Linked DNA regions of Homo sapiens: region 1 is linked to region 2. The links are chromatin loops, found by intact Hi-C in ENCODE. Cell type or tissue: dorsolateral prefrontal cortex. All regions are shown on one strand. Each heading gives the region's core, and the rest is flanking DNA. Links, peaks and the distances in the headings are about the cores only.

What was found. A loop is a pair of places that touch in the nucleus more often than their neighbours do. Peaks named below come from ENCODE experiments on the same cell type or tissue, not always from the same donor. Only the 100,000 strongest peaks of a DNase experiment are listed, where the experiment ranks them.
Region 1: a loop joins it to region 2, with 2.4 times the contacts of the local background. A loop is called at or near these places in 10 of 110 quality-filtered maps.

The regions. Positions count from the first base shown.
Region 1 is chr3:181,939,875-181,951,814 of GRCh38, forward strand. No RefSeq gene overlaps it. Among named protein-coding and RNA genes, the nearest start is that of LINC01206, 6.5 kb to the right of the region's middle. In dorsolateral prefrontal cortex, for the core only: no CTCF peak of the experiment used is centred there; no DNase peak of the experiment used is centred there; H3K4me3 peaks cover 626 bases.
Region 2 is chr3:182,241,174-182,253,113 of GRCh38, forward strand. No RefSeq gene overlaps it. Among named protein-coding and RNA genes, the nearest start is that of LINC01994, 240 kb to the right of the region's middle. RefSeq lists enhancers at 1-2,166, 3,428-3,722 and a silencer at 3,428-3,722. In dorsolateral prefrontal cortex, for the core only: a CTCF peak has its summit at 7,374 (motif pointing right); a DNase peak (open chromatin) is centred at 3,218; H3K27ac peaks cover 3,515 bases.

The sequences.
Region 1 (11,940 bases), core at 1,919-9,918, 300 kb before region 2:
TTTGTTTTTTTAAGATGGAGTCTCACTCTGTTGCCCAGGCTGGAGTGCAGTGGTGCGATCTGGGCTCACTGCAACCTCCCCCTTCGAGGTTCAAGCGATTCTCCTGTCTCAGCCTCCTGAGTAGCTGGGATTACAGGCACATGCTGCCATGCCCAGTTAATTTATTGTATTTTAGTAGAGATGGGGTTTCACCATGTTGCCCAGGCTGGTTTCGAACTCCTGAGCTCAGGCAATCCACCCACCTCAGCCTCCCAAAATGCTAGGATTACAGGCGTGAGTCACCATGCCTGGCCTATGTAATTCTTTTTAATGAGTATAAAGTATCCCATTATACCGGTGTTCCATAATTTACCTAATTCCACATTGATGAAAAGTTAGTTAGATTTATTTCAGTTTTATGTGATCTTGTGTATTTGATATTACTGTTTAACTTTACACAAGTCTATACCTTAGTTGATTGTGAACTCTTCATTAGGGCATGAAGCCTATTGCAAGTTTCGTTATGTCACACACCGAAAGCTCTAGAAAATATGTACTTCAATGATGGTGTCTGCTTTGCCCTCAAATTGAAGTCTCCTTGAAAAATGTTCATACGTCATTTCAATACTGTAAATTTGCAGTTTTACTTTTGAGGTCCGTAAACAGATGCTAATAATTCATTATTATTGCCAGGGTAAACAAAAAGCTCTTTACAAAACTATAGACCACTTAGCACTTTATAGATCAAAGATAACACTTGACATTGTGTTCAGAGGTGAAGAAATAGTCACCACAACAAAAGAGGGCATAATCTAGTTTGAGCTCTAAAGACTGTGTCCTGGAGATTTGGGTTGATTTTGTCTTTATGGTTCTTGCTTTATCTTAGGACCATTAGATTTTGTTTGAAGGTGGAGGATGAACAGCACACCACGTACCAACAAGCAAGACAACTGCAGACTCCCACATATTTTCCTCCTATATGTCTTCGGTGATTCGGATTCCTTACTCAAGTAGAAGATGACTTAAGCCTATCTCCATAACAATTAGCTACAGAATCATTTGCTCCAAGTTCAGGAAGCTCCTTTACCTGCTGCAGAGCAGCTTCTATTGTAATAGAAGCAAAGCCTGGTAGCAGACTGAAAAGACTTGAAAGCCATTCTATGTACATGGTAAAAGTATGAAATGCACCCCAAACAAAGCCTTGAATGTGTCTGAAGATCTCAGAGTGTGATTGTTTGCATCAGATTTTCTATCAGTGCATTTGTGAGGAAGATAAGAATCTATAATAGGTATGGCACCCTAATGCCAATACAGCATTATTCCTTATATAGGTAAAATAATATTCTCATCATGAATTTAAAATGCTGAGGGGCATAAGCTACTTGTGTTTAAAGTAAGCAAACAAATGATAACACTGTCTAATAAAATCACTATTAAATGAGAGATGCAAGCATGCATGCATGAATGGATCCAGCAGAAAAAAAGAAAAAAAATCACTAATTCACTGGCAGTCTGTTGGTTTGTATTTCACTAATGTACAGGGTTTGTGGTTTATAACGTCATCAGAGTTGTACAACAGCATTATATCCCTGGGAGCTGTGCAGGTATCTCTCTCTTTCTCTTTCTGTTCTTTGCATACAATGGGGGATCTAAGCCTGGATTCATGCCCTACCCAGGACATTTCCTTTTTGTGGCATGTGAGCAGAGCCGTTACCAACGCTAAGATTTACTGCTTTGGGGATCGGTTCAGAACAAATGTTCCAAACAGCCGTCTGCCTCTGGCAAGGTAATTTTGGACAAATTCAACAAGACTTCAAAGGAAGCCACCTACTACAATGCCTAAGGAGGATAAAGACCTGATTTAAATGAATGTATTGCAATTAGTGGGTATTTACTTTATATGTTGCCAAGTTCTGATAGCTTTCTCTAACCCTCAGGGAAATAATATGTATGTCTACTTCTGGGGAGCTGAAGAAATGGGATATGGGCTTCCCGGAGAGACAGCTGTTGTGAACATACACAGATCTAAAAGAGAGAAAAGATAAAAAGTTCATGAAAGCTGGAAACAAAGAATAAATGCAATGTTTGCTTTGAGGTGAAAAAAAAAAAAGGTGAGTGTAAGTGTTGTTCTTTCAGTGTCCTCCTCCCTAGAAAAGAGACCCTCTGTTGTAAAAATCTGTTTTTTTTGAAAACAGTTTGTATTAACTAAAGAAAAGTAAAGAAAGTAAAGAGGAGGCAACATTTAATATTGATAAATGCAGGAAAGCCAGTTATCAATTAAAGGAGTCTTGGACCACCGAGCTGATTTAGGTACATCCTGAAATGCCGCGCTGTTAATCCAATCATTCAGCATGAAGCATTCCAGCAGTAGAGGAAATTAAGGATTAAACTGTGGTGGGAAGAATGAGAAAGCAAGATGCTAGATGTATAGTCTGAGTGGACTTTAATCAAATCAAGCCAGAAACAGACCAAAATGGAAATCTAATAGTACAGTGTTTTCATATTCATGTTCACAGTTTCATTCCAGACCTTACATTTACAAGTGAGGTTTAGTGTGAGAATTGTTACAGGAAAAGACCAGAATGTTCTCTTAGTATTTCTCAAAGAATGAATGAGCAAACCAGCCCAAATTTAGTCAAGAAACAGCATAGAGACTTCTATTTGATGCAAAAGAGAGGGCAGAAGAAGCTACATGCCAAACAGCTCCCTAATCTGATTTATCTTTGCCCTGAAAAGATCCCAAAGAGAGGGAAAGCAAATTACAATCTACTCTGTGTTCTTGTTTATTTCAGACAAAACACAATTGAGCAAATAAACTCTCAACGAAAAATCTACTCCAACACAGAGATTTAAAGACAGGACTAAAATGAGTAGGAGTCTGTTAATCAATAAGATTGCTTTAGTCAGATTTTAAAACTTGATTTATCGAGATAATCACCAACATTCTCTTCTGTTGGAGACGTGACCACATGCCTTCATCATATAGGTAACTAACATCTTCCTGAATTTTGGACTCAAAAACATATTTCGATGGTTAGAACTTATCAAGGGATTAAAACACTTTCTAAAAGTAGACTCCATGGAAAACTGCTCAAATATCCTTCTAGGAGTTGCCATCAGTAACATATTTTCCAGCCTTCATCATTAAATATTCTGTAAACCAGCTAAATGTTTTATGGCTGTATATTTTTTCCTTGATGTTGCAGCATTCCTAGCCTAGAAAATTTACCATTGCCCTATTATTTCTGAGATTTCTGAGACTGTTGCTATCTGATTACTCTTGTTTTACAGGAAGTAGAAAAAGAGAATGAAACTCTGTAGGGACGGGGAGTGTGGCTTCTTCCAGCATGGGACTATTTGTTTTAATTAATCTTAAACCATTTTGACATGTGCTAATGGTTGAATGTAGGTATCTGGTAGGTGTGTGGCCTGTCGTGCCTCTCCCCTGCTGTTTACTTTAGCGACTTGTCTGTCTGAAAGTTATGATACCACAAAGCCTCCTTAGGGTCTTAGAGCATGATGTAGCATGCAGACTTCAAAAAACAGCCCCGAGGGATACCCCTTTAAGCTGTTGCAGGTAGAACCACTGAGGTGAGGGCAGGAAAGCTTCAAGCGAACAATGAGGAGGGAAGCTGGTGACTTCATCCTGGCTTCACCTGGGTGCCCTGAAACAATTAGGCAACTTCTATCCAAAAAAACTGCTCTCCTTTGGAAAGATAAAGGGAAATCTGTTGTTAAGTGACTATTGTCACGTTCTGAATTGCCATGTGATGCTAATTTTTCATTTCCTGGGCCTGCCATTCCATCCAAATCACATTTTGCTCAGCACGCTTCTTAACAAAACAGATCCAGTTGATTGGTGACTTTTAAGTGAGGAAGCTTTCTGATTTTTAAAAACACATTAGCAAAGGAATTTATTCTGAGATAAGGAAGAATGAAGTGGCAGTGTAAAACATAATGACCGAGGGAAAGCAGCCTTTAAACTACACACACACACACACACACACACACACACACACACAGCAAATATGAGATTTGAAATAATCAATTTCTTTAACCTGGTGATCACAATTTAGCAAATATATTTTTGGTTTATCATTTCTGAAACAATTCCTTCTAACAAAATTTAAATTGTTTATTTTCCCTTGACAATCTTTTTGTCTTTTGTTATATAAGTAATATACAAATAGAGTATTATTGTAAAAGATTTAACAATACTTCCATCACCATCCTACCCCCCCCAGCCCTATGTACACAGACACAATCATGCACACTCTCTCCCATTTTCAGAGATAACTGGCTAGTGTCAGAAGTTTGCTCTGTATTTTTTGAATCTCCTTGTGTCACATTTACATACAAATATACCTACTTTGGAGGCTTTAAATATGAACACAACAAGAAACATAATATGCCTGCTTTTTTGCAATTTTTCTTTTTTTTGCTTAATATGTCTTGGACATTTTTCAGTCAGCAGATATTTGATTCTCTGTATTTTTAAAATGGCTGCATGGTATTCCTTAGGTGGAATTAGCATCTTTCACTTACTCATTCTTCTATTGATGGGCTTTAAGGTTGTATCTTTTATTTCTATTAAATTTTGAAATCCCCTGCCCCGTGTTAGGCTGTTCTTGAGTTGCTATAAAGGAATACCAGAGTCTGGGTAATTTATAAAGAAAAGAGGCTTAATAGGCTCATGGTTCTGCAGGCTATACAGGAAGCATGGTGCTGGCATCTGCTTGGCTTCTGGGGAGGCCTTAGGGAGCATTTACTCATGGCAGAAGGCGAAGTAGGAGCAGGCAAGTCACATGGTGAGAGTGGTAGCAAGAGAGAGACAGAGGGAGGGTAGGTGCCACATACTTTTAAAACAACCAGACTTCTTGTCAACTCACTTATCACCAAGGGCATAGTGCTAAGCCATTCATGACGTATCCGCCCCCAAGACCGAAACATTTCCCATCAAACCCCACCTCCAATGCTGGGGATTATGTTTCTTTTTTTTTTCTTTTTTGAGACGGGGTCTCGTTCTGTCGCCCAGGCTGGAGTGCAGTGGCGCTATCTGGACTCACTGAAAGCTCCGCTTCCTGGGTTCACGCCATTCTCCTGCCTCAGCCTCCCGAGTAGCTGGGACTACAGGCACCCGCCACCATGCCCAGCTAATTTCTTGTATTTTTAGTAGAGACGGGGTTTCACCATGTTAGCCAGGAAGGTCTCGATCTCCTGACCTCGTGATCCACCCGCCTTGGCCTCCCAAAGTGGAATTATGTTTCAACATGAGATTTGGAGGGGACAAATATCCAAACCATATCACTCCCACACAGATGAGAATCTATTTTTAGCAGAAATTTCCAACAAGTAGAATTATTGGATCGAAGATGTCAACTTTGCTGTCCTTTTCCAAAAAAACCTCATTTTTTCATTGATAAATTAATTACTAGCATATTTTGCATACCCACTATGTGCATGGGGCTTTAGGCAAGACATAAACATATATATCTTAGTAGGGAACATGATAGATTCCCATTTGGGGCCTATGCCTTTTCAGACAAAAATTACTTTTAAACAAATCTTGCTTTCTTTGATCATAAGACTATCCTCTAAATTAATAAAAGACAGTGGGTCTTTGTTGTAAAGCTGACTGAAGCTACTTTATTATAATACAAAAATTTTCAGTTTAGAACCTTGTGCTACATTGCCACTGAACGTTTGAGATTGGCTTTTGATTATGTGATTCAAAAGGACCAATGACTGCTTTGGGAGGCCAAGGCAGGAGGATCACCTGAGGTCAGAAGTTCAAGACTGGCCTGGCCAACATGATGAAACCCTGTCTCTACTAAAAATACAAAAATTAGCCGGATGTGGTGATGCATGCCTGTAATCCCAGCTACTTGGGAGGCTGAGGCAGGAGAATCGCTTGAACCCAGGAGGTGGAGGTTGGAGTGAGCTGAGATCGTGCCACTGCACTCCAGCCTGGGTGACAGAGTGAGACTTGTTCAAATAAAAGACAGGATAACTGTTTTTGCCGGAGATTCCCAGCCACTGACTATCTAACTATCCCTGATATGCCTAGGCAACCCAACCCCTGGAATGCGTGTTAACCCACATCAGGTTTAGAGGGCTGGACTCTTTTTTTTTTTTTTTGAGACAGAGTCTTGCTCTGTCACCCAGACTGGAGTGCAGTGGCACAGTCTCGGCTCACCGCCAGCTGCGCCTCCTGGGTTCACGCCATTCTCCTGGCTCAGCCTCCTGAGTAGCTGGGACTACAGGCGCCCGCCACCACAGCTCGGCTAATGTTTTGTATTTTTAGTAGAGACTGGGTTTCACCGTGTTAGCCAGCATGGTCTCAATCTCTTGACCTCGTGATCTGCCCGCCTCGGCCTCCCAAAGTGCTGGGATTACAGGCGTGAGCCACCGCGCCCAGCCTAGGGCTCTACTCTTGACAGTGCAGCTGCAATGCACAGCATATGGGGCTAGCAGGCTTGAGTCTGATGGTCTCTCTGCAGGACAGCATAATATGATGGGACACCAACTCTGGGCAGAGACACTTACCTGTAGCTAGTGAAGAGTAGAGCAGAGACTTGAATTCAGGTAGCTTTACACCAGAGAATGAACATTTAACCATAGGTTATCTGGCAACTATCAGTGCAAAATTGAATTTCTACAGAAAGAGTTCAGAGGACAGAGTATTTGCTGTGGGCTAGGATTGCCCTATAGGGCTTTCAGGAAGAAGCTGGGATTTGAATAGTTTCGGTTTAGGTTATGAGGAGGAAGAAGAGGAGGAACATGAAAAGCAACTCAGGACCAGGCTTGGTGGCTCACACCCTGTAATCCTAGCACTTTGGGAGCCCAAGGCGGGTGGATCACTTGAGATCAGGAATTCGAGAACAACCTGGCCAACATGGTGAAACCCTGTAAAAATACAAAAATTAGCCAGGCATGGTTGCACGCACCTGTAATCCCAGCTACTCAGGAGGCTGAGGCAGGAAAATCACTTGAGGCTGGGAGGCAGAGGTTGCAGTGAGCCGAGATGGTGCCACTGCACCCCAGCCTGGGCAACAGAGTGAGACTCCATCTCAAAAAAAAAAAAAAGAAAAAGAAAAAAGAAAAAGAAAAGCAACTTAGAAAGGGAAAAATATGGATATGGAAAAGGGAAAGCAAAAAGTAAGATAGCAGCCAAAACAATAGCAATAAATTAACATTACTGATTGCTTTATTAATATTATGGGCTAGCACCCTGCTAAGTGCTCTACAGGAAACATTTTATTTAATCCTTAATAAATTGGGATGAGATAATGCTATTCTTTTTGTATAGATGAGGAAATGGGACTTAAATATATATTAAGTAAGCTGCCCAAAGCCATGGAGCCAATAAATATGTGTAGCCCAGTGATTGGAGGGGATGAAGGGCAAGGCACTCATGGATGTTAAGGGGCATCGTGGGAAGGGTAGAGAGGAACACTGGGACAGGTCATGGAGCGTCTTTGATATGGAGGCTGACCATGCCAGTAGGCAGTGGGGAATCCTTGAAACATTTTTGAGCACTGGAGTGACATATGAAAGGGCATCTATGAGAAAATCATTTTATTTTTATCCTTAAACTCTCCCCACTCTCTGATGAGAGGTGGAAACCCTGTGTCACTCCAGATTTATAGATGCATTCAGTGATGGCAGGTGGTGATTACAAAGGAAGATCTGAAGATAAAGCTGGAGCAGGATGACCTTCTCCTTTCATCCCTGCCTTGAGGGCCCCAGCTGGGACCTAAAATAGTCTAATATATATTGACACCTGGTTAGGTCCAACAGTGCTCCAGGGAAAAGAGCATAAGCTCTGAGACAAGAAGGACCTGGATTCAAATCCTGGCTCTGCCACTTTCTAGCTTTGTGCACATTCCTGAGTGTCTAGTTACTAGTCTGTGAATCCTAGTGGGAAGGGACTGTGCCCTGTTCACACTGTGAACAATGCCTGACTTAAAGGCTTCACAATCATTCTTTTTTGAGTAAGAAGAGAATGGAGCTTTCTGAGGCTTTATCTCTTCATCTGTAAACGAGGATTATCACAACTACTTCATAAAGTCTTGTCTCTCATAAACCTAGGAATTGCAAACAATCCAGGCCCTTTCTGGACAGGGAGGCCTATGTCTCTGCTGCCATGTTATCCTGATTTCCCATGTTTTGCCATCAGGGTGGGGGTGGGAAGAGATGATGATTCCTTGTTATTTTGGAAAGTAATTTTTTCTTGATTATTAAAGTAATACATGTTTATTTTATATAGAATTTGGAAAAAATTCAAAGAAATTTGAAAAAATAGAAAACAGAAAGTAAAAACATGTTCCTGTAAGATAATATGTATTAGTGTTCATGTTTTAGACAATTTTTTTAGTCTTTATTCTTTTCCTCTACATATACATTTTATGTAATAAAATTGTGATCATATTGAATACAACTTTCTAACCTGTGTTTTTCTCCAGTACCATTTTATCATGAGACTTTCCCTAGATCTTAAACCGTATTTCAAAATAGGATTTTTAATGTCTGTATAAAATTTCATTATGTGAACTTCCTTTACTTTATTAAAACTTTCTCTTACTTTCCAACAAGTGCTTGGTTTTCAGTTTTTCAGTATTGGAAAGGACATGGCAAGGCACCACCTCACTAGTGGGCGCTCAAAGGTTGCTTCCAGGCTGACTGATTCAGAATTACCTGGGTAGCTTTTAAACCAGATTTCTCTCTTCCACCCTAGATTCCTGAAGAGGGAGGTGGCTATTAAGAAAAAAAATAAAAGGACCCTCCAGGTGATCCTGTTGTAAATTAGGAACCACTAATCTTGAGTTCTCAGAGGACTGTTTTTTCGTTTTTTTGTTTTTTTGTTTTTTTTTCATAGCTGAAATCCTCTTGCCCCACACAGTGCCTGACACAGTGGGTGTTCTGTAAATACTTACTGAGTGAATTAACAAATCTTATATTCTGCATTTTAATTCTGGTTCTTGTTTCCTTAGCGGAGTCTTGAAGGTAAATTGTTGGGTTAAAATTTTCATTTTAAAAAACATTGATGGTACTTTTTAAATAAGTACTTTCTCTAAAAATCAATATATATTTCTTTTTCTTTAGAAATACATATTTTTCTTTTTTCTTTTCTTTTTGAGACAGAGTCTCGCTCTGTCGCCCAGGCTGGAGTGCAGTGGCGCGATATCGGCTCACTGCAAGCTTCCGCCTCTGGGGTTCACGCCATTCTCCTGCCTCAGCCTCCTGCGTAGCTAGGACTACAGGCGCCCGCCACCACGCCCGGCTAATTTTTTTTTTGTATTTTTAGTAGAGACGGGGTTTCACCATGTTAGCCAGGATGGTCTCAATCTCCTGACCTTGTGATCCGCCTGCCTCGGCCTCCCAAAGTGTTGGGATTACAGGCGTGAGCCACCGTGCCTGGCCCAGAAATACATATTTTTCTTATAAGAACAATATAGATTCATAATATAAAAATTTCAAAATGTAGATATGTAAAAAGAAAAAATCATATAATATGCACACACATATATGTATATGTATATTTCCATTCAGTTCTTTTCCTGTATATATATATGTGAATATATGTGAAAAATATATATTAGCCACATATCATGCAGTAAACAAAATGTTGTATAATCTGCTTTTTCTTTGTGGGTCTCACAATCATTATTTTAAATCCTGGTTTGGCAGTTTTTGCAATTATATTTCTAGCCTGTTAATAAATAATACCTAGTCTATTAAATCTGTGTGTAATAGGGATCTATTTTCATGGCTGAATTTAAACATTTCCAAAATCATTACTAAACACAGTTTAAAAATATTTAGTGAAACATTTTGTTTGGTGTGGTGTAGACTGCAAGTTTTCATACTTTTTGCATTTATAGGAACTGGTAAATATCTTTTGGGGAACGGCATGGAAGTGACATATTAGTAAAGCCATTTAAATAACCTAATTACCATCTACTACTATATCAGAGAAGAAATGATATTTTAATGTAGAAAATGTAAATGCATTTACTTTTCTAAAAATTAAAACTCAGTTTGAGATGTGCAGACCCTATGTCACTTTAGAAATGTAAAATGTCACATAGCAATTGTAGAGGATGTATTCTGGGTAAGAAGGATAAAGCTGAGAATAAGTTTGCTAATTTTGCCCCAGACTGATGAAAACATCGTCATTAACCAGCTCCAGTCCTTCAGTATCCACTAGATAAATGCATGTCTTGCTTCTTAGCCATTGTATTTTCCTTCACTTATTTGTGGGCTCCTAGAAGGGAGAAGTCATGTTTAATTCATCTTTGAAGTCCTAGTGCTTAAGACTGTGCAGTTAGAGTAAATGGAATGATTGTGAGAAAGCACACTCCATTTCTGAACTACTTTCTTTTCACTTTGTCACTCAACTTTCTCTAAGTTGCTCTTTAAATTGGTATTCATTATTTGAGCAAAAGATTTAGGTCACAGAGTTGGGGAACAGACCATTTTTATGCAGTTACAAACTTGATTTTCAAGATCTGGCAAGATTGAAGAAAGATGTTTAATATACATTATCTTTACATCTAGCAACTCAAACCATAGAGGAGCATGAACACAGGATTACTGTTGTACAGGTCATGTTAGAACTGCTTTGCAAATTTGGTCCCTACTTTAATGTCCCATTGCTATTTTGTGTTTCCTCTACCAGAGGCTCCATTCTCTTATCTGTCAAGCTCCTCCTCCTCCTTTAAAAGCCCAGGTCAAATGCTCCTTCCTCTACGGAGACTTTTCCCCCCTTTTCCTTCAATGTCTCTAAACTGGGCAGAAGCAGTCATTTCCATCTTCATGCTCCCATTATGATCTGTTCATGCCTAAATTTTATCACGCCATTGTGCTTTTCTGTTAAATATATAAGGGTCTATCTTTGGTGCATGTTGAAGTTCCCTGAGGGATGGGGAGGGTTATTATCTTTGTCCTCAGTATTTAGTACAATATATGATCTAGGGTAAGGAACTCATACACTAATATTTTTAGGGCCTTTTAATTTAGGATCATCAGCTATACATATATATATTTAAATCCTTTTTGTTCTCAGTGGCTGCTAAGCTAAATCCATGATGATATGCAACAAATCCAGGATGTCCTTTTGAATGGGTTCTTTTGGCTGGGTGGCTTCTCAGGCATCTTCAGCCATTGTTAAATGGCTTCTCATGGAAGCCATGAGAAGGCGTTGTGGGTGGGGTGGGATGGGGCTCTTGAGGCAGATGCAGTACCCAAACTCTCTCTCTCCACATACTGTTGTAAGGAGGGTGGCTTGGTTCTCAACCCATTGGTCTTCCAAACCCAAATATGTTTAATCACCTACAAGTACCACTCATTAGACTACCCCTAAAAACAATAATTAGGTACCACATTTCAATGTGAAGTGATCCATGTTACCATTGTTTCTTCTGCATAGTGACTCTCCCACTGCTGGTATTGTGACAGCTAAATAAAAAGGCCAGTAATATGTGGGTTTCTGTTTTTTGTTTTTTTACCTTGAGGAAACAAAGACTCTCCTGACGTAATGAGATACTAGGAATCTGAAAAGAGCCAAACAGAACAATAGATTCTTTTTTGTATATTATTATTATGAAGCCACTAAGAAGGAATTATTCAGCAATAACATATGGGAGACTGGTTATTGTTACAACTTTCAGCTCATCACTAGGGGAAACAACAAGTTGTTCAAAGCAACCTGTGAGGGGTGGATTACCAGAAATGCACATAAATTGTTAGAATTGACACTGTCTCTTGGCTGGGCACAGTGGCTCACACCTGTAATCTCAGCACTTTGGGAGTCCATGGCAGATGGATCATTTCTCTTGAGATCAGGAGTTTGAGACCAGCTTGGCCAATATGGCAAAACCTCATTTCTACTAAAAATACAAAAATTAGCCGTGTGTAGTGGTGCGTGCCTGCAATCCCAGCTACTTGGGAGGCTGAGGC
Region 2 (11,940 bases), core at 2,733-10,732:
TCTTTTTTTTCCCTGTTTTTTTAGTAGGCTCAACCATGAAACACACAAAAATATGTTCATTACATTTTTTCTCAGAGGAGGCTTTTCAACAATAGATAAAGCATCTCTATTTTTCTTTAAAAAGACCAAAAGAAGCAAATTTTCCATTTTCCTTTACAAGCAACACTGGATTTTCACATGCAGATTTTAGCATAAAACATCTTCTCACTGTGGGAAAAGTGGTGCATTCTTGTACAAATTAAGATAGATAATTCTTATACTAACACGCGTATTATAATATTAAAACATATACGGAGGTGGATGGAAGGCTAGTGTTTATTAGACTATTTCAGCTCTTCATAATCTGTTTGCTTACTCCTATAGCAACTTGTTGATAATAGGAAGTCTTTTGTGAGAAACGGCATGAAAAACAATAAAAAGCATCAGATTTAATAAAGTATCTAAGGAAAGTCTTAAAATGACACCCACACTATGAAGGGAAAGCCAAATTTGCTTTTTCTGAGGGGAATTTGTGTTCGTCAGGAAGGGTTCCTGGAGGCTTTGTTTTGAGGCCTTGATGTGTGACCAGTGCGCTACGGGCCGCCCTTCACCCTTGCCCTTCTTCTACCACGGCTCTGCCCACCCATACTGACACCGCAGGGGGAAGGGTTTCAGAGCAGAAAGAATCAAAAGCTGAGGGACGGGGGAAAAAAAGTGCTTTTCAGGGTCTGATGTGTGGGAATCAAATGAGAGGCCTAGCTCAAATCCGGTCGCCAGGCAACCAAAGTGATATGCTGAGGGAATATCATTAAAGTTGGAAAGTAAGCAGTCTCTCTGAATTAGTAAACCAACCACAGGATCGACGATACACCGAACTCTCTCAGTGCTGGAGCGCAATTTCTCCAAGGAGGACAAGCGGGGGGCTTTGCTAAGTGTAAGGGGGAAAGGAGAGGGAGAGGGAGTGAGAGAACGCAGCTGATTTGTAGAGTTTTTTCATAAAAAAAAGACAATGGCTGTCCAGACATGGAGTTGGTGGTGAAATATGGTAACTGCCACGGCTGCAGCTGGCTCTCTGACACAAGATTAATAAGTTGCCGTTTCCTAGCCGACCAGAACCTAGTGGGAACTATCCAGCATTTTATCTTGAATTGTGGGTAACAGCCTTACTGCAAGCTGGCCTAGTTTACTGCTCTGTTTTTTCCACATCTCCCAAAGTGCAGCAAACATCTGTGACTCTAATGAGGTCATCATTGAGGGTGTCCAGCGAGCTGGGCCCTGAGAACTGACCTCACCTCTGCCTGAACATAAAGTACAAGTGCTGTGGGGAAGCAGGACAAATTAAATGGGGGAGCTGGCACTTGGCTGTGAGTTAAGCTCTTAAGAAACTTTTTGCTGTGATTAAAAAAGAGAGGGAGAGAGAGGGAGAGAGAGAGAGAGAGATTGAGGTTCAGAAATGACAGTACAACAAAGCAGTAGCAAGCCTACAGAATTACATTTAGGCCTCACTGATGAATATTATCACTGACATGAACAAGCAAAGCTTATCTAGGCCTTCCTTCTTGAAAGGCTGAATAAAATTGAATTGCCAACTTCTGCATTTTACCACATTTTGGTGGAAATGTCTCAGAGACCTACATGATTTAAAAGGAAACCTGGGAGAATTCAACCACAAAGTGTATATATGTGTTTCTGACAGCAAAATTTCAAGCATTATAAACCATGTCATATCATTTATAAGTAATTTGATTACAGACACAGAAAACAAATCAAACTTCTCCAGATAGGTCTTTCTTTTCCCTGCAGTTATTCCAACAGAGGCATGGTTTTTATAAATAACATGACCAGGCAAACATGCAAACACAACCCAAAACTGCATTCAAACCAGTGAACTATAATAATTTTGTTTAGTCATCAGAGGAAAGAACATTGAAGACGTGACTGTACCCACTGATTTCTTAAAACAGTCCATTTCAATGGAGTGAGAAATGTAAGCTTTCAAAAGGAAGAAAAATGTTTTAAGTTTGGAAGAAAAAAAGCATATTTCTGAAAGTTTTCTCTATCATTTAATATGTAAGTGTATCAGCCACATGTTGAACATGTATTGTTCATTTTAGCTACATCTGCTCTCAGTGAGAACAGTCATTCTTGATTCCTAAAAAAAAAAAATGGCTATGTGGATAAAGTCCAGAAGGAGAAAAAAAGATGGAGGTCATCTTCAAAACTCATCTAGAAACCTTCATTCATATGTATTAACTCACTATGTATGCAGATGTATTTTTCCCTGGGAGCAAATCCATGAAGCCCAGAATGACATGTCACAGTACTTTTACAAAGAGTTTGATTTTTAAAAAGTAGGCATATGACGAGATTAAATCTGGCAAGTTTTTATCTTATTATTCTCATATTATTATCAGGCTCACTGCAGCCTTGACCTCCCTGGCTCAAGAAATCCTTCTACCTCAGCCTACTGAATAGCTGGGACTATTGGCATGCACCACTACCCCTGGCTAATTTTTTAAAAAATCGTTTTGTAGAGACAGAGTCTCACTATGTTGCCCAGGCTGTTCTCAAAGTCCTGGGCTCAAGTGGTCCACCTGCCTTGGCTTCCTAAAGTGTTGGGATTACAGGCATGAGCCACTACACCCAGCCTCAGTATTATTAGACCAGATCTGATGCAAGAGATACAGAGGACTTGCAATAGAAATGTAATCACTTTCTCAAAAGCTAGAAAATGTTATACAAAACTTTTGTTTGACTAAATATGTAGTATAGGTGGCTGGAGACTGAGAGGGCAAGAGCAGATAGGCTAGATAACAGAAAGTGTTAGCTATTTCTGTTTGATATGAGCCTTTCCACTGTGATATCAAGAGGGAAATCAAGGAGCTGTCCTAAACTTAATTTAGAAATAATGGATATTATGGATTAGGAATGATTTTGAACATGTGCTTTAATGTAGGACATTCAGGATGGAGGGTTTAAACAGTAATGCTAGAGAAAAGTTCTAGTGTTACCTGCAAGTCCCTCAATTTGGACAGCAGAAATCTATCCCATTACACTCTTTCTCAGTTTTCAGGAAGGGCCTGCCTAATGCCCATTTCAAGGCTGAGTTTATTTTTTAAATGCAAATGAAGGAAGTGTTGCGTTCAGCTTTGCAAACAGTTTTCAGAAATCCTGTTGGCCTACATTTAGCTGGGAAGCAGCACCCAGTACCAAGTGTAGGGGCTCGAACAATCAAGTAGTTGTTTGCCTCACTCACATTCCTGAGGCAATCTGGTTCCAGCTGAACTCCTTGGGAACAGTCTGGGCTATGTACCCCTGGGGCATCTGCCCCAATTAGCATTGACCCTTGTGGGCCTCCTTGCTGGCTCTAGGTTGCTCCCAACCTCTTGAACTCTGGGTAAACCAGATTGCTTTAAGAGCCTCCAAAGCTTTCCACAGCCCCAAGATGAACTGGACATCCAGGCTCACCAACAGAAATTCAGTCACCCTGTAGCGCCCAAATCAACATGGCCTCCTCCAGGTTCTCTGAGCCAGAGGAGAGACCCATGTGTTGGGATTATTGCTATGACTAAGAAACAAGAGGAAAGAAGGCTCAAAGAGTGCTTTGCCAGGCTAAACTCAGTAGTATGTGGAAAGAGTACACAGGTCTAAAGCCTCACAGAACTAGGTTGGACTCTTGGACCTTCTCTAACTAGCTGGGTGACCTTGGCAAGTCACCAAACCCTATCAAGCTTCAATTTCCTCATGTGTAAAATGGGGACAAAGATGTCTCTCCTGCAGTATTTTTGCGAAAATTAAATGGTTTAATGCATGTAAACATGTTCAGTAAAATGTCTGGCTTATAGTTGGCCCTCAGGAAATGGGAGTTAATTACAAAAAATAAAAAATAAAACCCATCATGTTTAACCAGGGCAATACCACTCCTGAGAAAATCCAGGCCCACACGATTCTTGAATTCCCTCTTTTTTGTTGTGGTTCATGATCCGTTTGTTACTACCTCTTCCTTTCTCAGAAAACAAATAACCCACAACTAATTTTTGTACCTCTCTCGTCCAGCACTTCCAGGAACTGTGGGGTTGACAGAAGGGATATGCAACAGGTTCTGCATCCTTGAGGATCTCACTGCAAGAACAGCACAGAAAGAGCATGACCCAACTCAAGAGGAGTCTAGACATCGAGTTGCACAAGACTGAGTGTGCACAATGGGATTGGAGAGAAGTAACGGCATGGGCTGCCATGATCAGGGAAAGCTGCACAGAAGTGTTGGGTTTGGTGAGTGTCTCACAGTGAGTGACTGCTATGAATCAGATACTGAGGCAGAGCTAAATAAGGTGCAGCCTTTGCTCTAAGGAGCTTAGAACCAGTAAAGAAAGACGTATTAACATGCAATGTTTAAATGGTGCAGTGAGGGAGTGCTAGGAATGGTTTTCGGGAATATTGTAAGAACATGGAAGGAAAAGGGCTTAAGTTGGCTTTGCAGGATGAATTGGGTCTAAGTTAGCCCTAGGTAGGTGGATCAGCACGAACAAAGGTATAACAGTGGGGAAACAAGCCAGGTACCCCTGTGTGTGCATGTGTGTCTGTGTGTCAGGATGGGATGGGGGCTGGGGAGGATAGGGAGAGAGGAGAAGAGGATATATAAGTGGAAGAAAAAAATAGGTCGGAAATTAGATACAAGATTTAAAGGGGAACCTATTCCAAATAGTTATCTTTCTTTTTACTGATGTGGCAGATGATCCCACTATGATGATCCATGGTTGGTAGGTTATAAAGGCTAGAGATTTTAGAGTATGGCTTTAGTGGGTGAGCTATGCAGTTTATTCACATTTCAATATACTCCTATTTCCCAAAGAAATTTCACAAGCTGGTGGGATCAACCAGAGTGGGGCTGGAACCAGGAGTGATTTTTGTGAGTTGGTTTTCTGATCAAGGCTTTCTCTTAGAAACTAGCCAGGAAAGCAGAAATCTGGGCCCAAGTTTCTGCAGCAGAATCCATTGTCCAGGCACTGGGTGTGGGGTGGGAGTAAAAGGACTATGAGGATTGGGACACAGACAGCACTTTTGGAATTGGCTGGGAGAAAGGAACTAGCACTAGACACTGCTTTGAGACTCTCTGAAGACCCCTAAATCCCAATCCAATACCCAGCAAGTCCTCTACTTCTTTGGCTTGAGTCATCTCTTGTATTGGCTGATCCCTGCTGGTATGGCTGTCTGCCCTGCATGCCGGGGCCAGAACAGGAAAGGGGTTGAGGTTCTGGGTCCTTCTTGACAAGGTCATCCAAGGCTCTATCTTATGGAATTATCCATGTGTATTTATAATAATCTGTGAGCTCTAGTAGTTCAGAAGGTCTTCAGTGCTCTAACAAATGCTCCTTTGAAGAGAAAAAAAAAGTATGAGCCATCATGAGCTTCTTCCCTTAGTGACAAGAGACCTGGGGACATCTGCTTCTTCCACCACTGGGACTGAACATTACCGAACAGTAGTTCTGCTGTGTGAGTATTTAAGTGTCACCGGGAAGAGTAAGCTATTGAAATACAACCACTCCGCTCATTTGGAGTTTCCCTTCTTTTATCCAACATTTATTAAGCACCTATTATAAGCTAAACGTAATGCTAGACACAGTTTCCATCTTCAAAAGCTCAGGGTTAAGAAGAGTGAGAATGCTGGTAGAAGCAAGCATAAAACATGGAGAGAGACCACAGGAGTGGGCCTTGGGATCAGGAAAGGTTTCCTGCAGAGGAGACAGAAAACACCGTGGAATAGTTGACATGATTGCATGTGAGGACATGTGGGACAGAGAGCTGAAGCAGGATAGGCAAGCAGGCCATGAAGTATCTTACACAGCAGGCCAACGAGACAGAGTTTTATCTTGAAGGAAATAGGGCATCGCGGAAGGTCTTAAGCAAGGAAATGGCACAATCAGTACTGTGTTGTAAAGCAGTCATTTAGCAGCTGAAAAGTGGAACTGGTGATGGGGCAGGAAGAGACTGCAAGTCTGTGAGGCAAACGATGAAAATATTATTAGTTATCTTTCTATGGATGATACATTTTAGATGCCTGTTAGTTTACTTGACCAAATTCTCAAGGCTCCCCAGGGGAGTTTCTTGAGGACAGGGACCCATGTTTTTTACTTTAGTGTGCTTTCCTCTGTCTAGACAATCCTAGTCCATAAGGCACTTGCAAATCGCTGCTGAATCAATGGCAAATCTAGGGTGAGGAATCAGGTTTCCAGTGCTCCAACTAGAGCTTTTTCTATACCCACACAGTGGTTTCCCAAGAGAGTTTTATTTTGGAAATGATTAGAGGTTGGGGTAGCATTTTTGTGTAGTAGAGCCCAGCACCATTAGACCTTTTGTGAATACTGAGTGGAGCAGGCCAGTGTCGGAGAGGGGAGCTAAAGAAGTAAGAAAAAGCCGGGCGTGGTGGCTCACGCCTGTAATCCCAGCACTTTGGGAGGCCAAGGCGGGCAGATCACCTGAGGTCGGGAGTTCGACACCAGCCTGACCAACATGGAGAAAACCCATCTCTACTAAAAATACAAAATTAGCTGGGCGTGGTGGCACGCGCCTGTAATCCCAGCTACTCGGGAGGCTGAGGCAGGAGAATTGCTTGAACCCAGGAGGCAGAGGTTGCAGTGAGCCGAGATTGTGCCATTGCACTCCAGCCTGTGCAACAAGAGTGAAACTCCATCTCGAAAAAAAAAAAGAGGTAAAAAACGAGTGTTCCCTTTAGTCTCCAGTGCATTATTAGACTGTGAGGCATTTTGGTAGGAGCTGCAGCCGGTAGATGGCTAAAGAGGAGGACTTTGGGCAATCCAGAGTCAGAGTGAGGTCATTAAGCTCTTGGGAGAGGCAGGAGGGAGACAGAGACGTTTCTAGGAAGTAGTAGAGACTAGGTTAGGAGATAGGAGGAGCCCTGCTTTGACATTTTGCCGCTGGCCTGCACCCTCCCCACCCCTCTACCCTAAAGGCAGAGAGGGAGCTTTTGAGCTTCCATCTTTGTCTAGTCAGTTCCTTTTGTCATTAGGCACCCATCAGCTTCGGCCCACCCAGAATGTAGAAGTGATGTATAAGAATGTGGATAAAGGCTGCACAGCACAGGGCTGCATGGGCTCTTGAATCTGAGCTCTGGAATATTTTGGCCTCAGTTTTCTCATCTGTAAAATGGAAATAATAGTACCCACTTCAGAAAGTTGCTCTGAAGATTTAATAGATGATGTTTGTAAAGAGTTCAGCATAAGTGTCTGACCCAAGTTAGGCACTGAAAAAAAGATTTGCATTGATTATTTTCAGGAGCTGGGGAGGTGAGAAGGTCATGGAACCAATAATTGATGGCCCCAGAGATGCATCTCTCAATAACGACATTAAACTTCACAATTGGCCACCAGATGGCTCTTGAGAAACTTCCCTTATGTCCATATCTGCTCCTGGTGTGGCTGAGGGATCGGCCTCCATTGTAACAAGCACAGACACCCAGGGTAGTGGAAGAGGGAAGGCCCTGGCGACAGCCAGCGAGTAGAACCAACAGAAGGCCTCAGGAAACCCTGGGGTGGCCACCCACGAAAGCAACAGCCAGCAGCTGGAAGGAATGCTTAGAAATGTGTCTGCATAACCATATTTTAAAACATACCAGACTAACCCAAACTAGGAAACAAAGGAAATATAGTCATATCTTCAAATGCAGCCTATCCAGCACACTAACCCTAAGTGTGACCCAGGAAAATTTGAGGAATTGAAGTACAAAAGAGGCTGTATTTCTTCTATCATCCTATTTATCATGGACATCACATACAAAAGTAAATAAAATATTCAAAAAATATTAGAAAAACAGGCAAATTCTTATTTACTTTCAATAACTCAAAGAATCTTTATTCAAAAGAAAAAAATCCATAGCAGTGGGTTTCTCCAGAAAAATTTCTGATTGAAATATTTACTCATTAGCATTTGCACTGATACATTTTTCCAATTATTATAAGAACCTTGGTATATCTCATAGACACTAAATCAGTAGAAAGATCAGTTGAGAACATATATAATAAAGTGTGAAATTGTATTTAAGTTATACCTAAAAAAACAGAGTTAAATAAATAAATAAAATTTATACGTTCTTCAAAAATAAAAACATTTGATATTCACTTTTTTTTTTTTTTTTTTTTTGAGGTGGATTCTCACTCTGTGGCCCAGGCTGGAGTGCGTGACACGATCTCGGCTCACTGCAAGCTCCACCTCCCAGGTTCAGTAGATTCTCCTGCCCCAGCCTCCCAGGTAGCTGGAACTACAGGCACGTGCCACCACGCCTGGCTAATTTTTGTATTTTTAGTAGAGATGGGGTTTCACCATACTGGCCAGGATGGTCTCGAACTCCTGACCTCATGATCCACCCACCTCAGCCTCCCAAAGTGCTGGGATTACAGGTGTGAGCCACCGCGCCTGGTCGATATTCACTTTTAAAAATCTGGCCTAAGCCAATGGACAGAAATTAAACCAATTAATTATGTACAAAGATGAATATTTATTATAGAATTATTATAATGGTAATTATTAAAACTGAACTAAATGTCCAACAACAGGGGACCTGTTAAACCCATGCAATAGAATGTTATATAGTTATTAGAAATGACCAGCCTGCCCAACATGGTGAAACCTCGTCTCTACTAAAATACAAAAATTAGCCGGGCATGGTGGCACACACCTGTAACCCCAGCTACTCGAGGCTGAGGCAGAGGAATCACTTCAATCTGGGAGGCGGAGGTTGCAGTGAGTCGAGATCACACCACTGCACTCCAGCCTGGACAACAGTGAGACTCCATCTCAAAAAAAAAAAAAAAAAAAAAGAAATGATATATGTTGATGATTTTAAAGACATGAGAAAATGCTCAAAATATAATAGTAAATAAAAAGGATGCAGAACTGCAAATGAAGTATGATATCACTTATATGCACCATAACAAGACTGGGAGGAAGTTACCAATTAGCATGCTAAACTGTTTAACAATGGTTATCTTTGGGTGGTAAGATTATGGATGATTTTCATTTTATTTTCTATTATAAATATTTCCTAACTTTATATACTATATGCATATAATACTTTTTAATTGATTTAAAAACACAATAAAAAAAAAACCCTGCACAGTTATAGTTGTTTTAGGCCTTATGAAAGGAACTAATTATTTCTGTTCATAACAAATTCCACTAAACTTTATAATAGATATAAAATACGAGTTTTGAACAGAGTCCACTCCCACCCCCAGATCTCCCAGTCCCCAAGAGATTCTGATCTCTAAAGCTATTCACAAATTGCAGCACCTGCCCCACCCCACCCCATTGTTTTCTCTATCCACTGGTAAATTTCTGTCTTAAAACCCACCTTATTCTTTCTCTCTTATATTAATGAGGTAGAAAAAAAAAGATAATAAACAGCCACACTGAGCGAGAAGGTATATATGGGTGCTTTGTGGCATTTTGTTGTTGTTGTTGTTTTGTTTTGAGGTAGAGTCTTGCTCTGTCACCCAGGCCGGAGTGCAGTGGCACAGTCTCGGCTCACTGCAACCTCCAACTCCCGAGTTCAAGCAATTCTTCTGCCTCAGCCTCCCCAGTAGCTGGGATTACAGGCATGCACCACCACGCTCAGCTAATTTTTTTTGTATTTTTAGTAGAGATGAGGTTTCACCATGTTGGTCAGGCTGATCTCAAACTCCTGACCTCAAGTGATCTGCCCACCTCGGTGGGTGCTTTGTTCTGAGTCAAAACAGTATTATAAAAACAAATATATGATTTTTAAAAAAGCAATCCCTTGTTTTACAAACAATTCACATTCGTAAGTTCACCTTTAGAATCTACAGCAATGAATTTAAAATACAATTTGATTCTTCTTTTTTTTTTCCTTTTGAGACAGAGTCTTACTCTGTCGCCCAGGCTGGAGTACAGTGGCACCATTTTAGCCCACTGCAACCTCCACCTCTGGGGTTTAAGCAATTCTCCTGCCTCAGCCTCCCGAGTAGCTGGGATTACAGGCGCCCACCACCAAGACTGGCTAATTTTTGTATTTTTGGTAGAGTTGGGTTTTCACCATGTTGGCCAGGCTGGTCTTGAACTCCTGACCTCCAGTGATCCACCTGCCTTGGCCTCCCAAAGTGCTGGGACTACAGGCATGAGCCATGGCACCCAACCACAATATGATTCTTGAAGATACGAGTTTCCCCAGCTTCTTTTCTCAGGATCCATTGCTTTCTCCATCTCCTGTCAATCTCCAGGTTCCCCTTAGACAACTTATCAGGCTCTAATTTGTAAAGAAGCTCAGGCAGAGCTGCAGTGAAACTGACTGGAAAAGGTTGTTCTTCAGGCTGGGATTAACTTAAGGCAAGTGAGACACTTGCTTTGGGCACAAAATTTAAGGGTTAGGAGGTGGGGGGAAACAAAAAAACTCATAATCAAGCTCAACACTATCTCAATGTAATATTTTAAGCATCAAAATTAATGCAAAAATCAATGATAACCAAACATTGAAATTTTGAATAAAGTCCAGTACCATGCCAAGATGCCAAGCCACATTGGAGCCTAAGGTGAAAAAAAAAAGTACACCACCAGTAAACATGTTTGTATCTACTTTTTTAGCAGTTAATTTTTCCTGGAACATTAAAGTAGTTTAAACCTTTTGAAACACTGAAATGTGGGTGTATTTTTATTCCTAAAGGAACGAAATGATACAAAAATCACTCCTCAAATTCAGTGATTTCCTCAAAAGCAACCATAATGAAAAGGCCCCAAGTTCTGGGCCAAACATTTAACAAATATAGTGTCTTAAGTCCACTTAATTGTGGGTTAAAGTTCCTATCCCAGGTTAGGAACTGAGAGTCCAGATTCAAGGAGAAGACGTCCTGCAACTATGCCATTCAGTTCACAAACATTTACTGAACACCCACTGAATGTACAACAGTGCGTAAGACAGACAAGAGGCTGATATCGTGGGACTCATGTTCTACTGAGCCCTTCATTGGCTTTTCTTGCTTGTTTGTTTTTAATGAGTCTTTATTTCTACCCAAGCTTTTCTTTTTCAAGCTGCTGTAAATTTACTCGCTGCTCATCTATGTCATTCTTTGCGCTACTGAAATATGCTCTCTTGCTCTAACTCTTGCATTTCACACTGGACCTCTATATTTTCAGTGATGGTATATTTTCCACATGCATAAGTCTTTCCTTTCACACTGCCTTTGCTTTTCCTATTTCTTGCTTTGCTGAGCTCAGTGCTTTACACATAGTAGCTGTTCACCAAATATTTGAGGGTCACTTGATTGTTGAATGAATGAACCAGTGAAAGAATCAGCAAAGGAAGGAACAAACAAATCAATGTACCTGGTCCCTGGAGAGGTGGAGGGAGGAAGGGAGCAGCGTCTTCACGTGCCGTCTTGCTGTTTTTGTATGTTCCATATACGAATGTGTGATTGTGTATGCATTGTTTGTGTATGTTCAATAGCTGCACCTTCACAGGTGGGATAGAAACAGCAGGATAAGCCCTTCCCAGTTGTATTGTCTCAGAAAGGACACGAGACTGGGAGATCTGTGGTATGTGAGGCAACTCATTCCCCTTCACTGAAAGGGTCTCTGTTTCCTCATCTACAGAATAAGGGAGCTGGATTGTGAAATCTAAAGTACCTTTCAGTTCTAACGTGGATTGCATTCATTGTTTCTAATGCTATTGATACCCAGTTAGTGTAGGTGCCAATAAGCACTGCCTTGGATTCTCTTGTGCTTTTGGTTTTCTTGGAAAAAGAATGCCCTTTAACTCTACAATAGAAACATGAGTCAGGAAAAGGGCACAAGTACGGCGTTTCTTCTTGACGAAGATTCCAAGAAACAGCTGTGTGATTCTAAGACATCCCTCTGTTCTCTAGTAATTTTAACGTTAAAATGAAACCTCAAACAATAACCTCAGGTTTCATCTAGGACAAAATATCTCTGGTT